Regions from separate parts of the Homo sapiens genome. Here region 1 is linked to region 2. Evidence: read pairs that join two places in POLR2A ChIA-PET (ENCODE). Cell type or tissue: Panc1. All regions are shown on one strand. Links, peaks and the distances in the headings refer to the core of each region. The heading gives the core; the rest is flanking DNA.

Region 1 (8,336 bases), core at 207-8,206, 150 kb after region 2:
ACGACCAGCTAATTTTTTGCATTTTTAGTAGAGACGGGGTTTCACCATGTTAGCCAGGATGGTCTCTATCTCCTGACCTCGTGATCCGCCCGCCTCTGCCTCCCAAAGTGCTGGGATTACAGGCGTGAGCCACCGCGCCCAGCCTTTTTGTCTTTTGTCTTGTACATTGTTGTCAGCTTTTCCTGTTTCTTTGTATGTCAAGTAATTTTGGACTGTGTCTTGGACATTTGGAATACTGTAAGACACTGGGGCCTGTTAAAATCCTCTGAAGAATGTCAGTTTTTTCTTTGTTTGTTTATTCGTTTGTTTTTGAGACAGGGTCTTGCTCTGTCACCTAGGCTGGAGTGCATTGGCATGATCATGGCTCACTGCAGCCTCAACCCCCTGGCCTTAAGCAATCCTCTTACCTTAGCTTCCTAAAGCCTTAGGGTTACGAGCATGAGCCACTGTGCCCAGTCTGTTTGTTTGCTTTTTAAATCAGTTAGGTTGACGCCTCAGATCCCAACCTGCCCTCTGTGAATTATAGTTTCAATGTCAGTTCAGTTTTCAAAGCCTTTGCAGTGCTATTCAGATCCACCCCAAGTATACATACTCCAGGGGCCAGTCTGTTCAGTCTACACTGTAGTTCAGTTCTCAGAGTCTTTGGTAGGTTATTTGGGGTCAGTTCCATGTATGTGCAGCTCAGGAGTAGGCTAGGACCTCAAATACAACAACTTTATGGGATCATATTCTCAAGCTCCCTTCTTTCTGTGATGCCGCCCTATCCAGCTTCCAGGGGCCCCTTTTTCTCATTTTTTTCCAGGTAAAAGATTTTCCCTTTCTCGGAGTTTTAGGTCCCCCTGTGTGACTGCTACGGCTGCTGCCACCACCTAACCTTTGGGACAGGTTTTACCTTGTAGGGAGGGGGCTGGGAGAGAAAAAAGACCCAGGGCACTTCTCCCACTCGATTTTTCCCAGGAGGCCCCCCTTTCCCGGCTTCTCATCAGAAAGAGAGTTTCTTCCGTAGCTTTTTCTCTGTGCACCTGCTGCACAGTTCTGGGATTTGGGCTCCTGAGTCTAGGTCAGGAAATATGCAAGCTCACCACCGTATTCATCTTACTTAACGTTTTTGTTTTCCTCCCCAATTCACCTTCCACTATTCACTTTTCACAGTCCTTGTGTAGTTGTTTTATGTCTTCTGTCAGGGTTTTTAGTTATAATCAATGGGAAAGCTAGACTGTAGTGTGCTTACTCCATCTTAACCAGAACCAGGAGGCTTGCTTGGCTTTAAATATTGGCATCTAATTTTAAGTCTGTCCTCAAGCCACATCTGAGATGCTAGCTGGCCACCTCTGCTTTAGTGGCACAGTGTCTCAAAATTAATTTTTCTTTCTTTTTTTCTTTTGAGATGGAGTCACAATCTTGGCTCATTGCAACCTCCCGCCTCCTGGGTTCAAGCAATTCTCCTGCCTCAGCCTCCCCAGTAGCTGGGACTACAGGCGCGCACCACCACACCCAGCTAATTTTTTTTTTTTTTTTTGAGGCGGAGTCTCGCTCTGTTGTCCAGCCTGGAGTAGAGTGGCACGATCTCGGCTCACTGCAACCTCCGCCTCCCAGGTTCAAGTGATTCTCCCACCTCAGCCTCCCAAGCAGCTGGGATTACAGGTGTACACCACCACACCCTGCCTAATTTTTGTATTTCTAGTAGAGATGGGGTTTCACCATGTTGGCCAGGCTGGTCTCGAACTCCTGACCTCAGGTGATTCACCCATCTCGGCCTCCCAAAGTGCTGGGATTACAGGTATGAGCCACTGTGCCTGGCCTAATTTTTCTTTTAATACTCAAATTCTTAAGCAAAAGTTGTCAGTACCAATGCCAGTTTTTCTAGATTAAAAGAGAGCAGAATACAGATTTATTCTTTCTCTGGTCAGAGCAAGCCCCTAAACCTGTCAGCATAATAATAGTGATTGCAATTATTTTAGCAGAAATAATAATTACTGGCTAAGGGCATGGAGTCTGGAACCAGGCCTCTTGTGTTCAGCCGTCTTCTACGAACTGTGTGACCTTAATTCTGAATGACTTTGCCTTTCTATGTCTCAGTTTCCTCCCCTGTAAAATGGGAATAATAATGGTATCTGCTTCCCAGGTGGTGGCGAGGATTAAACAAATTCATATGCATAGAGCGCTCAGAACAGTGCCTGGCACAAAGGAAGGCTCGCTAAGCATTTGCTTTGATTCCCGTGAGTAATGGCTGACGTTTATTAGGCACCTTGCCTTGCAGACAGCTTCACAGCGGCAAGATAAGCCGGCTTATCTCACTTGCTCAGATGAGGCAGCTGAGATTTCAGAAAGGCAAATGGCTTGCTTGAGTCCATCTGGCCTTCAGACCTTGAAATTAGGGAGGCGTGGGTGGCTGGGCATGGGTTCAGGGAGTATCTGGCTGGTAATCAATCAGACAGCAACGGCAACGAAGCTTTTTAACATCATCTGGTCTGAGCTAGAAGAGATGTGACCCAGGGGACTGAGTGGGGGGAAAAAATCAGCTCAAAGAGAAAGGCAACAGAAATAGAAGGGGAAGCCTGGTAATTGAGTGGCCCCAAAAAGGAAAGATCAATATTTTACTTCCAGTGAACAACCAATTTCCCTGGCAGCAAGCTGGGGCCCAGCTGTGTGTGCTTCAGTGACAACAGCTGCTTCTGCAATGCCTGCCAGGCCTGGCGAACCCGTCTCTCCTGGCCTGGGAGCCAGAGGGGGAGCCCCAGGGCTGCCCAGCCACGCATGGTGTGTGCCCCAGGGTGGGGGCGGCCCCCAGCTCCCCTGCCTGGGGCCCAGGCTCCCCACGAAGACCACATGGGGTGGCTATTTGCTATGCTCCCTGCGTGACCTTGAGCAAACCCCTCCCCCCGCTGGGACCTCGCTTCACCAACTGTGAAATGACGGGCTGGGTCAGTGGAATGTGTCTGGCCGAGGACCATCTGTGGCAAAAGGTTACCTGATGTCCAGGAAGGTCGAGACTCTTTGTGATCCAAGGCGAGGGGTCCCCACGTAGTGAGTAAAGCTTCTTTGATGCTCAGGGCGCCAGGGGATAGAAAGAACACTTTAGTGCAGACAGCCCCGTGAGAGTCTCTGGCCCAGGAAGGCAACAGGGAGCAGTGGCTGACTCTCTGGGGTCAGTAAGACCTGGGTTCAAGAGTTGCCACTACAGGTGGGCAAAAATTTTAAATTTAAAAAAAGGAAAATAAAAGGGGAGCGTTACCACTGCAGTGACTTTGTCTAAATGTCTTACCCTCTCTGAGCCTCAGTCTCCTCAATTTAAAATGGGGGACTATAATAATAGCTACTGTTAAGTTTGCTGTGAGGATTAAATGAGACTATGTGTGAACCCTCCGTGGACTCCAAGCATTTGCAATACTTCTCCACATAAATGATGCTGTTATTTATTTTAAAAATCACTGAGCCTGTGGTTGATGGTATGTATTGGTAATAACCAGCATGCATTGTTCTAATAATTTCACACCTGTTTTCTTTTTTTTCTTTTTCTTTTCCTTTTTTTTTTTTTTTTGAGACGGAATTTTGCTCTTGTTGCCCAGGCTGGAGTGCAATGGCACCATCTTGGCTCACCGCAACCTCTGCCTCCCGGGTTCAAGCGATTCTCCTGCCTCGGCCTCCCAAGTAGCTGGGACTACAGGTGCACACCACCATGCCCAGCTACTTTTTCTTGTATTTTTAGTAGAGACGGGGTTTCACCATGTTGGCCAGGATGGTCTCAATCTCTTGACCTAGTGATCTGCCCACCTTGGCCTCCCAAAGTGCTGGGATTACGGGCGCCAGGCACCACGCCCAGCCCAATTTCACACTTGTTTTCTAAAGGGCAGGACATCAGTGTGCCTGGCCATTTTTGTTTTTTGTTTTTTGTTTGCTTTGAGACGGAATCTTGCCCTGTCACCCAGGCTGGAGTGCAGTGGCACAATCTCGGCTCACTGCAACCTCCACCTCCCTGTTTCAAACGATTCTCCTGCCTTAGCCTCCCTGAGTAGCTGGGACTACAGGTACACATGACCACGCCTGGCTAATTTTTGTATTTTTAGTAGAGACAGGGGTTTCTCTATGTTGGCCAGGCTGGTCTCGAACTCCTGACCTCAGGTGATCCACCTACCTCAGCCTCCCGAAGTGCTGGGATTATAGGCATGAGCCACTGCGCCCGGCTGGCCTGGCACTTTTGTGGCCACTACTCTGGGGCTGCCACTCTTTGAAGAGCCCTGTGGGAGCAGCTGTAGAGAGGTCACAGCCTGGGGTGTGCCCCCGGTTGCAGCTTGGGCCATGGCGTGGGTGCTTCGGGGACCATGCAGTGGCCCTCAGTACCCCATCTGTCTGCCTGTCATCAAACAACCCCACCCCCACCTCTGTCCCAGGTAGGCTTTTGCTGGCAGAGGAATGGACAGCTCGCCCCACCAGTGTCTCCCAGCCTCAGGGAGCTGTGGACACAGGGATTACAGAATCCAAATCCCTGCACTCCTGCCTCCTAGGTGGACTTGAGGTGAGGGTCCTCATCAGTCAGTCAGCACTCTGTGGCCGACTCCACCCTTGACTTGCTTCAGAAATAATGAAGGCAGAGCCCTGACCTTGGAGAGGACTGTAGGCCTGAGCATGGGAGGCTGGAGGGTAGAGGGTGCCCTGGCTCATCCCCACATTCACAGGCCCCCTATAATGCCAGCGATGCAAAGGCAGGAGGAGAGGAGGCGGAATGCCAGCCAGGATGGTGGGTGGGCTCCCCTGCAGCCCTGCAGGTGGCACCTGGGCATTGCTATTCTCAGAAGCCACGTCATTGCCTGGCAGTGTCAGAGGCTGGCATGGCTGGGGGGAGGGGGCAGCTGCAATGTTGAGGAGGCTGGCAAAAAGCCACTTTCCTCCTTTACTGAAATTTTGCAGGTCTTTCCTGAGAGCCCACTAGGTACCAGGTTCAGGGAGGTTCACAGAAAGAATGTGGCACGGCCCCTCTGCCCTTCCCTCACCCCAGACTCACCCCAGAGTGGAAAAGCAGGGTCAGCTGGAATCAAGATGCAAGCACAGAGCCGCCAGGTTCCAGGCAAGGAGAAGATGGTTAGGGTGGGGCCTCTTTGTCCACTGCTCACCTTCCAAAGCCCACTGGGCACAGCCCCCATGGTGCCAGGCCACCGGCAGTGACCAGGGCTTCAGACCCCTGCTGCAGCTGCCACGCTGTGGGCATGCAAGAAAAACGTGGTCCCTATAAATAGATGAATCCCCAACGTGGTTTGGCTTCGGTGCCTGTGATGGGTGGTGTGGTATGCCGGCGAGTCTGCCTGTGATGGCGTGAACACTGACAACAGTGACTGTGAGCAGTTTCCTGCATGCTGTGCTCTGCAGGCCCCGGGTGCCCTCAGATCCATCATCTGCAGCCCAGCCTGAGCAGATTCTGGAAAGAGCTCATCCTGGCCTGGCTGTGCTATAGATACTGATGGTGATTATTAGGGGGAGCGGCAAGATGCCTGACAAGGAGTGTGAGCGTGTACACATGTGTATGCACTATTGTGTATGTGTGGCTAGCCAGCAGAACCAGCACCTACCACCATCAACCCCTGAAAGAGTGCCTGGCATGTAAGAGGTGCTCAGTCATCACTTGTTGAATAAGTGAGTGAATGAATGAATGAATGCTTGTATGGGTGCTGTGGGAGGGCTGCCACTAAGTTTTAGAAGCAGTTTTAGATTTAGAAGCAGGCTTCTGAGCCAGGCGTGGTGGCGTGCCTGTAGTCCCAGCTACTTGGGAGGCTAAGGTGGGAGGATCCCTTGAGCCCAGGCATTTGAGGCTGCAGTGATCTATGATCATGCCACTGCACTCCAGCTTGGGCAATAATGTGAGGACATGGCTCTTAAAAAAAAGTTGTTATTATTATGATGATGATGATGATTATTATTATTATTTGAGACGGAGTTTCACTCTTGTCACCCAGGCTGGAGTGCAGTGGCGCGATCTTGGATCACTGCAACCTCCACCTTGAAGGTCAGAGGTTCTCCTGACCTTGGAGAGGATTGTAGGTGTGAGCAAAAACAAATATTATGAAGCCTCTACTATGTACCAGTCACGGTGCAAGCGACCAGGTATACAGTGGTGATCAGAATGGACAGGGTCCTTGCCCTTAGGGAGCTTACTTTGTAGAGAGAAGATATAAATTAATCAAATTATCCCACACACATACAACTACATGAAAGAGTATGGAGAAACTAAGGCTAAGGCTTTCTGCAGTGAGGTCGGGAGATACTCACACCTGCTAAAGTTCAAACCACACAATATCCCAATAGACTTGGGTGTGCAACCGAAGTCATGATCTGCCAGTCTCCAGCATTTCTCAGCTGCGAGTGCCCTGACTAGCTCACCAGTCAGAAAGGCTTTGCAATCTAGGATTTCTGCCCAGCCAATGAGCTGCCTCTGAAAACAACTTTCTGTGGAAATCCTCCGTAAAAATTGGTCTCCTGGCTGGGCGTGGTGGATCACGCCTGTAATCCAAGCACTTTGGGAGGCCAAGGTGGGCAGATCACCTGAGGTCAGGAGTTGGAGACCAGCCTGGCCAACATAGTGAAACAGCCTCTCTACTAAAAATACAAAAATTACCTGGGCATGTTGGCGGGCGCCTGTAATCCCAGCTACTCAGGAGAGGCTGAGGCAGGAGAATCTCTTGAACCTGGGAGGCGGAGCTTGCAGTGAGCTGAGATTGCGCCACTGCGCTCCAGCCTGGGCAACAGAGCGAGATTCCATCTCAAAAAAAAAAAAAAAAAAAAAAGAATCCTTCCTCCACTTGCCTCCTGGGATGCTCTTCGGGGCTGTCCTGATCCCGTGTACCTGAATTGCAATTCTTTGTTTCCCAAATAAACGCTATTTCCTTTGACCTCCATGTCAATCTCTTTTTAGTTAACAATAGCAAGTTGCAACAAATTGTTTGAAGGGAAAGTATAGGATGCTACAAGACAGGATAGCAGCGGGGTGGGCCCTGATTGGATGGGGGTGGTCAGGACAGACCTGTCTCAGGGAGGGACGTTTCATAGAGGTACAAAGGGAGACCTGAAGGATGAACTGACATGGCGAATGGGGAGGACAGCTGTCCAAGTTGTAGGGAATAGCATGTGCAAAGGCCCTGGGGCAGAGAAGAGTGTGGTGGTTTCCGTGAGGAGCTGACCAAAGGCCAGTGCAGCTAGAGTACAGTGAGTGATGAAGAGCATGGGAGGAGAGGGAGTGGAAGGGGTCAGATCACATGGGGCCTTGTGGGCCGTGTTGTGGAGTTTGGATTTTTTTTTTTTTTTTTTTTTTTGAGACAGAGTCTTGCTCAGTCGCCCAGGCTGGAGTGCAGTGGCGTGATCTCAGCTCAATGCAACCTCTGCCTCCCAGGTTCATGCCATTCTCCTGCCTCAGCCTCCCGAGTAGCTAGGACTACAGGCGCCCGCCACGACGCCCGGCTAATTTTTTTTGTATTTTTAGTAGAGATGGGGTTTCACCATGTTAGCCAGGATGGTCTCGATCTCCTGACCTCGTGATCTACCCGCCTCGGCCTCCCAAAGTGCTGGGATTACAGGTGTGAGCCACCGCGCCCGCCCTGGAGTTTGGATTTTTATCCTAAGTGTGGTGGAATGATACTGGAAGGTTTTAAGCAGAGGAGTGGGTGACACGATCCAGTTAGACTTGCATGATCCAGGAGAGACAGGATGATGGCTATGACCAGGTGGGGCTCCTGAGAGGTGTGGGAAATGAGGGAGCTGTGGGATACAGTGGGAGCATGGATTGAATGTGAGTGACAGTGAGCAGACGCAGTGATGCTGAAGAACCCTGCAGTGGCAGGAAGGGAGGGAGGACGGGGTCAGGGAGTGGGACATTTGATGGGTGGTATTGGAGGGGGTGATCACTGGGTTGACCAAGGGACTTGGTGCCTGAGGTGGAATATGAGGCAAAAAGAAAGTCAAGGATCTGAGAGGCCGGGGGTTGATGGGTCATCCACACAGCTGCAGGAACCCCCAAAGATGAATTGTAAAAGCAAAAAGCTGGAAATAACCAAAATGCCCAGCTATTAGGGGTGGTGAAGTAAATTATGATGAACCCACCGGGCAGAATGTGTTACAGCCACTAACAACGTGGGTTGTACACACCAAGCAGCATGGAAACTGTTTCTGTCCTACCTCCTGTTACACGGGAGAGAAACTCTCCAACCTCAGGGATGGCTGACTCTGCCAGGTGAAAACTTACTTCCTTATTCATCTAACACTCTTCATTGAAGTGCAAGGTACAAATAGAACAGAAAAGTTCATCAGCCACCAGTGTCCATCTCAGTGAGTTTCCCCATCTAGCCAGCACC
Region 2 (8,336 bases), core at 163-8,162:
CAGGCCTCTTCATGATGATTAAGTAAAATTTAAATTCTATTTAGTACTCAAATGTTCCCAAACAAACAATAGTCAATTTGCCATTATTCAGGTCTTCAAATACCCACCAACTTTGTATCTTTGTGCAGCCTCCCCAACTTGCCCAAAGTGTAATAATAGCCCCCTCTTATCCTAAGTTTCACTTTCCATAGTTTCAGTTACCCATGGTCCACCATGGTCTGAAAATACTCAATGGAAAATTCCAGAAATAAACATAAGTTGGATGTATCATGAGGTTAATAGTAGCCTAGCACTGTGTCACAGTGCTGCATTAGTCAACCCACTTCATCTTATCACATAGGCATTGTGTCATATCACATCATCACAAGAAGGGCGAGTATAGTACAATAAGATATTTTGAGAGAGATGCCATGTGCATGTGCTTTTATTGTAGTATATTGCTATAACTTCTATTTTATTATTGTTTTTAATCTCTTACTGTGCCTAATTTATAATTAAACTTTATCACAGGTATTTCTGTATAGGAGAAAAACACAGCATATATTGGGTTCAATACTGTAATTCTGTGGTTTCAGGTATCCCTGAGGGGTCTTGGAACATATCCCCCACAGTTAAGGGGGTACTACTGTACTTTCCTCATTCAAAATTGTGTTGTTTCTTCAAGCTCCACTCATGTCAGCACCTTTTATACGATCCTTCCCTAATTCTTCACGTCAGAATCAGTCATTTTAGTACTTTATACTTTGATCAGAGTCTCATTTTCACTAAAGAAACTAAATCTTCCACCATATTCTGGCTTTTTTTGTGGTAAGATACCACCTCTTATTCCTTCTATTCCCTCTAGCTTCTAATATAGTGAGTGTTTATAAAGAATAGGACACAGGGCCAGTTATAAAGAATAGGACACAGGCTCATGCCTGTAATCCCAGCACTTTGGGAGGCCGAGGTGGGCAGATCACGAGGTCAGGAGATGGAGACCATCCTGGCTAACACGGTGAAACCCCATCTCTACTAAAAATACAAAAAATTAGCCAGGCTTGGTGGTATGCGCCTGTAGTCCCAGCTACTTGGGAGGCTGAGGCAGGAGCATCGCTTGAATCCAGGAGGTGGAGGTTGCAGTGAGCTGAGATCGCACCACTGCACTCCAGCCTGGGGGACAGAGCAAGACTCCATCTCAAAAAAAAAAAAAAAAAAAAAAAAGGGGCACAATAAGTATTGGAATTCATTGAAATACCTCCTGTTTCTCCATGTCGGAGGGCTGGTATCATTAATGATGTCTAAAGTAAGAGTTATTTGGTTATTTGCAGTTTTCCCTTCACATTAGCATAAATTTGGAAGGCACAGGCTTGAGTTTAACTTTCATCTCTACTTTCCTGGCTGCTGTTTTGAGAAGATTTCTTCATTTGTACAATGTGGATCATAATGCACATTCATAATCCCTTGTCTGTAATCTGAAACCCCAAATCCTCCAAAAACCTTAAGTTTTATCAAAAAATAAAAAAGTTTGACACCAAAATTTATTTGGTGCAAATGCCTTATCTGCATAGATGGGAGGTTTTTAGCTATCTTTGTTTCACTTAGTGTGGATATTAATGTTGCGCTGCAGAAATATTGATGAGATTGATTTTGGGGTGCTGTTCCATTTTCTACTGGAGTGTTACATAATACATGATAAGAATAGTACTTAGCATATTCATGTTTCTCTTCTTCCTTCTGGGCACAGCACCATACCACTCTTAGCATTCTGATAGTTAGGTGGTACCATCTGACTGAGTTCTGGCCAGTAAAATGTCAGTTCCAATGATGTACAATCGACCCTTGAACAACACTGGGGTTAGGGGCACTGAATCTCCACGCAATGGAAAATCTACGTATAACTTTTGCCTCCCCAAAAACTAAACTACTAATAAGACTGTTGATCGGAAGCCTTTTGATAACATAAACAGATTAACATGTTTTGTAAGTTAAATGTTGTATATGCTATATTCTTAGAGTGAAATAAGCTCCAGAAAAGAAATTGTTACCCAGAAAATCATGAGGAAGAGAAAATATATTTACTGTTCTCTGAGTGGAAGTGGATTATCACGAAGGTCTTCATCCTCTTTATCTTCATGTTGAGTAGGTGGAGGAGAAAGAAGAGGGATTGGTCTTACTGTCCCCGGGCTGGCAGAGGTGGAAGTAAACCTCTGTATAAGTGGATCAGCATGGTTCAAAGCCATGTTGTTTAAGGGTCAACTGTATATGATTTTTAAGCCTGATGTCTAACTTCTCACCAATCTTCCATTCTTGCTTTCTTCTATCAACGCCTACTAGAAACAGACGGTTCAGTGGAGGGGGTCTCCAAGACGCCAGAAGATGGTAAAACCATTAGAAAGCATGATTTAAGAGAAATTAACTTTTGTTGTCTTAGCCAGTGATATTTTGGGATTATTTGTGACAGAAATTAGTTCGTGCTGACTAACATAACTACATGCTGGACATCTTGCCTTTGCCTCTTCAAATCCACTCTGTTCTTTACCCTGCTGTGTACCCTAAGAGGCTGACCTGTGTAGAGGGTATCATTGGGCTCCCCTCCTTTCTGGCTTTCAGCTGGCCCATAGGGAATACAAGCGGAAGATTAGGGAGAAGAAAGAGAGTAAGGTTAGGAGGTATATATTTTTGGCTCCGTTTCTGCAGGGTCCCAGTGGGCTGGCTACATCCATCCATGCAGTATGGTTTTTGTTGGGTGACCCTCTCCACACAACCTACTCTGTGTCTGCTTTCTGCTAACTGCTTCCTGCACTCACTACTTCAGGTGTAGTATCACACTGTCTCTTAAGAGTTTCCTTAAAACCTGCCTTCTCCTTTATACATAATCTCTAATATCTCAGTTTGAATTTGCCACCTGTTTCCTGCTAGAACCTTAATTGCTACAAGCTGTATGTACACTGTATCATCTTCCTAAAATCACCAGGCATGGTGGGATGTGAGCTATAGTCCCAGCAACTCAGGAGGCTGATGTAGGAGGATTGCTTGAGCCCAGAAATTCAAGGCTACAGTGAGCTATGGATACCCTAACCTGAGCAACAGAGCAAGACCTTGTCTCTAAAAAACAAAAATTAAGTTAAAAAATTGTGTCTTTCTTTATATACTTACATTACTTTCCGTTGATCTGTTTTTGAAATGTTTCCAGAACTGTCTTCCCTCACGTATTGATTCTTCCAAAATTCTTAAGAAAATGGAAAAAAGTAATTTCTGAAAATGATGAGAATGATCATAAATTTCATATAGCACTTTCTTGAGAATTTCAAATTGCAGTTTTAATATTTTACTTTAGAAACAGGTCCAGTTTTCCCTTCTGTAATTTTTTTCTTTGGTCTTTTTGGATTTTTTGGGTTTTTTTTTTTTTTTTTTTTTTGAAAAGAACACAGAGATCTTTTCTTGAGTGATATTTGCACAGACATTGCCTTGGTAATTGAAGCTTTTTTTTTTTTTTTTTTTTTTTTTTTTTTTTTTTTTTAGAAAATCCTATTAAGTTTTATGCCATGTCTATGCTCATTGCACCTGTGCCTCATGTCTCATTCATTCATTCGTTTATTTTTTTATTATTTTTTTTTTTTGAGACAGAGTTTCGCTCTTGTTGCCTAGGCTGGAGTGCAGTGGCACGATCTCAGCTCACTGCAACCTACACCTCCCAGATTCAAGTGATTCTCCTGCCTCAGCCTCCTGAGTAGCTGGGATTACAGGTGCCTGCCACCACGCCTGGCTAATTTTCGTATTTTTAGTAGAGATGGGGTTTCACCACATTGGCCAGGCTGGTCTGGAACTCCTGACCTCAGGTGATCTGCCCACCTCAGCCTCCCAAAGTGCTGGAATTACAGGCGTGAGCCGCCGCGCCTGGCCTTCATGTCTCTTTTAAATAGGACTTCTAAAATTTTGAAATGAGGTCAGCTTCAGTGGCTCATGCCTATAATCCCAGTGCTTTGGAAGGCCAAGGCAAGAGGATCACTTGAAGCCAGGGGTTTGAGACCAGCCTGGGCAACATCATGAGACCCTGTCTCTACAAAGTACATTTAAAAAAAAATTAGCCAGGTGTGGTGGCACACACCTGTATAGTCTTAGCCACTTGGGAAGCTGAGGCAAGTAGATCGCCTGACCCCAGGAGTTCAAGGTTGCAGTGAGCTATGTTCCCACCACCGCACTTCAGCCAGTTAAGGGGACAGAGCGAGACCCTGTCTCAAAAAAATTTTGTTTTGAAATGAATTTATGTATGTTTGGTTATTTCTGAAAGCAGTTCAGGCCTACAGCCATACCACCCTGAATGCACCTGATGTTGTCTGAAAGCAATTCAGGTTTTCAGGATTAAAATTTTTATGCTACTAGGTTTGTAACCTATATTTAAAAGTAGAACATTTAAAACATTTTAGTAGTATATAGCACTGAAAAGTGGCTTTTTAGCGTAGACAGTTGTTTTTCAAGAAACTATTTTGTAATCCTAGCTACTTGGGAGCCTGAGGTGGGAGGATCGCTTGAGCTCAGAATCCAGTCTGGGCAACAAAGGAGAATTCCAGCCTCTTTAAAAAAAAAAAAAAAAGGAAGAAACTATTTGGGAGTTTTGTGAACAATGGATATGCAAAAAGACAGGCCATTGTTATGAGAGGCCTAATTGTGAGTACCTTCTAGAATTGTATATAAGCATGATTCTCTTCAATAGTAAAATCTCAGCCTCTTCATTTTAGAAATCTAATATAGGAAAAAGAACACATTTCTCCATAGTTGTAAAACATAGGTTCTCAGGGTGAATGCCCATCTTTGAGCAAGTTTGTCTTCCTAATGGTATAATACTGTAAGTCTGTTATCTAATTTTGGCTTGTTGTCACTTATTTTTCATAATCAAAGAAAAATGATTTAATTTTAAAAAGATGCTCTCCTTTCTGTTTTCTTCTCTTGGATGATAGTATCCCTATCTGTCTGAGTTTATAGAATCTTAATTTTTACCTGCTCTTACCACATACATCTGATTAGTCATTAAGTCTTACTGATTCTGCTTCAGAAATTTTGTTTTATGCTTCACTCTCATGCTACCAACTTATTTGGTAGCTTCAGCAGTTGTCTAAGCTGGGGTTGGCAAATTTTTTCTGTAAAGGACCAAATAGTAAACATTTTAGGCTTTATAGCCCATATAAAGTTTTTTTTTAATTTTTTTTTTTTTTAAAAAAGAAAGAAATGTAAGAACCCACACCTGTAATTGCAGCACTTTGGGAAGCCGAGGCAGGGTGGATCACGAGGTCAGGAGTTCAAGATCAGCCTGGCCAACATGGTGAAAACCCGTCTCTACTAAAGATAAATTAGCTGGGCGTGGTGGTGTGTGGGTATGTGCCTGTAATCCCAGCTACTCAGGAGGCTGGGGCAGGAGAATCGCTTGAACCCGGGAGGCAGAGGTTGCAGTGAACCGGGATCGCGCCACTGCACTCCAGCCTGAGCGACAGAGTGAGACTCTGTCTCAAAAAAAAAAAAAAAAAAAAAAAAGTAAGAATCATACTTAGCCTGGAGGCCATACAAAAATAGGTCACAAGCAGGCTGTGGGAAGGATATTGTAAGTGGGCCATACTTTGCTGACCTCTGGTCTAGGCTATTACAACAATTTCCTAATTGGAGTATTTGTCACCGGTATTTTACCCCGGTGTAAGATTGCCTCCATCTTACACATTACTGCCAGAATCATCTCTCTGAAATGTGACCATTTCACTTCCAGGTAAAATCTTTATGTGCTCCTTTTAGCTAAGTTTTCTTGCTTAAGGTATTCATGTATTACTTCGGGGATTTTTTTTTTTTTTGCCATTTCTTCATAACCATCTATATTATTTATTCAGTATTTTTATAGACTTTTTTTTCTTAAAGGAAAGTTTATACTGTGAATGGAAAATCAATATTGATTGCCATAACTAGAAAACCAACAAAAGGCAACAGTAAAAGGAAATATAGAACTATGAAATGCCTGTTTCATGTAGCACCCAATCATATATGTACTACATTTCAAAAAGTCACTGGCTTATAAAAATATTTTTTAGCATCTCATACAAGTCTCTTCATAATCTGTTATACAGCTCACCTTACTTGCACGATTGCTGAGCCAAAGCAGATCGAAAGTCATTTTGGTAAGAGGCTAGATGCTGACCTTGTATTCTGAAAATCTGATGATTCTACTGTTGTTGATGTGATTCCAAGTAAGCCTGTGTGAACTTCTGGGCTATTCTCAGGGAAGTGTTTATGACACATTGTTGAAGGTATCATCAGGGCAGTTGATCCAAGAAGACTCTAGGAGCTGGCTAAGCCACAAAGTCTGCCCAAAAAGCTCAGAATGACAAATGAATGTTTTGTACATTATCTCCACTATAATGCTAGAAAAAAGTCTTAAAAGCATTTGTCTCAATTGATCATTTATATGGAATAATACTGGTTAATCATCTTAAATCATCATAGTGTTGGGTAATGTCTGTAGAAGGATGCTTTAAACTCTACTTGGTGCTTCAGCTATGCTGACCATCTCACCATTGCCCCCTTTGCCATGCCCTGACATCCTCACATGTCTCTCTGCTTTTGCATACTCTTTTCCACCTGGTTTGAATGCCCTTCCTTTATCATGGGACATTATCCTTTCCATTTAATACCCATCTTGATAACCTGACTCTGACCCCCTAGGCAAGTTTAAAAAAAAAAAATTCATTGAAATGAAATTCACCCTTTTTGAAGTGTACAATTGCCTGGGCACAGTGGCTCACACCTATAATCCCTGCACTTTGGGAGACTGAGGTTGGGAGAGTCACTTGAGTCCAGGAGTTCGAGACCAGCCTGGGCAACATAGTGATACCCTGCCTCTACAAAAAAAATTGCAAAAATTAGCTGGATGTGGTGGTTGATGCCTGTAGTCCCAACTACTCAGGAGGCTGAGGTGGGAGAATCACTTGAGCCCGGGAGGTTGATGCTGCAGCAAGCTGAGATCAAGCCACTGCACTCCAGCCTGGACAATGGAGAGAGACCCTGTCTGGAAAAAAAAAAAAAAATCTTTTTTTTAAGTATACAATTTTGGGCCGGGCGTGGTGGTTCACGCCTGTAATCCCAGCACTTTGGGAGGCCGAGGCAGGTGAATCCCGAGGTCAGGAGATCAAGACCATCCTGGCTAACACGGTGAAACCCCGTCTCTACTAAAAATACAAAAAATCAGCTGGGCGCGGTGGCAGGCACCTGTAGTCCCAGCTACTTGGGAGGCTGAGGCAGGAGAATGGCTTGAACCTGGGAGGCGGAGCTTGCAGTGAGCTGAGATAGCGCCACAGCACTCAAGCCCGGGTGACAGAGCGAGATTCCATCTCAAAAAAAAAAAAAAAAAAGTATACAATTTTGCATATTCAGAGTTGTGTACTCATTACCACTGTCTAATTTTAAACATTTTCATCACTCCAAAAAGAAACCTCATAGCCATCAACAGTCACTCTCCCCTTTCCTCCTGCCCCCCCTCAGCCCCTGGCAACCACTGATCTACTTTCTGTCTCTATGGATTTGCACAGTTTAGATGTTTCATATAAGTGGAATCATACAATATGTGCTCTTTTGTGACTGCCTTCTTTTACTTTAATATTTTCAAGATTCATCCATGTTGTAGCATGTATCAGAACTTTATCCCTTTTTATAGCTGAATAATATTCTATTGTATTCATACAATATATAAGCGTTTGTGTGGACGTATGCATTCAGTTTTTTTAGATACATATCTAGGAGTGGAATTGAGTCATATGGTACCTCAGTGTTTAACTTTAGAGGAACTGCCAAATGATTTTCCAAAGTAGCTGCATTATTTTACATTGCTACCAGCAGTGAATGAGAGTTTGAATTTCTGTACATCTTCACCCAACACTTGATATTGTCTGTCTTTCTAGACAAATTTTGATAAATCCCTCCTTTTCTAAACCATAGCCAAGTCTATTACTGTTTAACAATGACCATCTTGGAGTATAAATTTTCTGTTCACACTTTGAACTTTAACTTCCGGGTCTTAGATGTCTTTATCTGGATATACAGAGAATCTAGGTTTTGTATGTAATTATTCAATGATAGTATTAAAACTAAGTCCGGACGCAGTGGATCACGCCTGTAATCCCAGCACTTTGGGAGGCCGAGGCGGGCGGATCACGAGGTCAGGAGATCGAGACCATCCTGGCTAACACAGTGAAATCCCGTCTCTACTAAAAATACAAAAACTTAGCTGGTCGTGGTGGCGGGCACCTGTAGTCCCAGCTACTCGGGAGGCTGAGGCAGGAGAATGGCGTGAACCTGGGAGGCGGAGCTTGCAGTGAGCTGAG

What was found. Peaks named below come from ENCODE experiments on the same cell type or tissue, not always from the same donor. Only the 100,000 strongest peaks of a DNase experiment are listed, where the experiment ranks them.
Region 1: POLR2A ChIA-PET joins it to region 2 with 10 read pairs; 2 of 35 experiments call an interaction of 5 or more read pairs at or near these places.

What each region holds. Positions count from the first base shown.
Region 1 is chr17:31,423,075-31,431,410 of GRCh38, forward strand. All of the region lies in intron 1 of RAB11FIP4 (RAB11 family interacting protein 4), which reads left to right. LOC105371725 (a long non-coding RNA gene) reads right to left here and starts at 3,042. Exons shown (of 2, transcript XR_934661.3): 1 at 2,972-3,042; 2 at 2,210-2,476. RefSeq lists an enhancer at 1,845-2,572 and a silencer at 2,243-2,443. In Panc1, for the core only: no CTCF peak of the experiment used is centred there; no DNase peak of the experiment used is centred there; H3K27me3 peaks cover 133 bases.
Region 2 is chr17:31,275,033-31,283,368 of GRCh38, forward strand. The region is part of intron 36 of NF1 (neurofibromin 1); the gene reads left to right. Among named protein-coding and RNA genes, the nearest start is that of OMG, 18 kb to the right of the region's middle. In Panc1, for the core only: no CTCF peak of the experiment used is centred there; no DNase peak of the experiment used is centred there.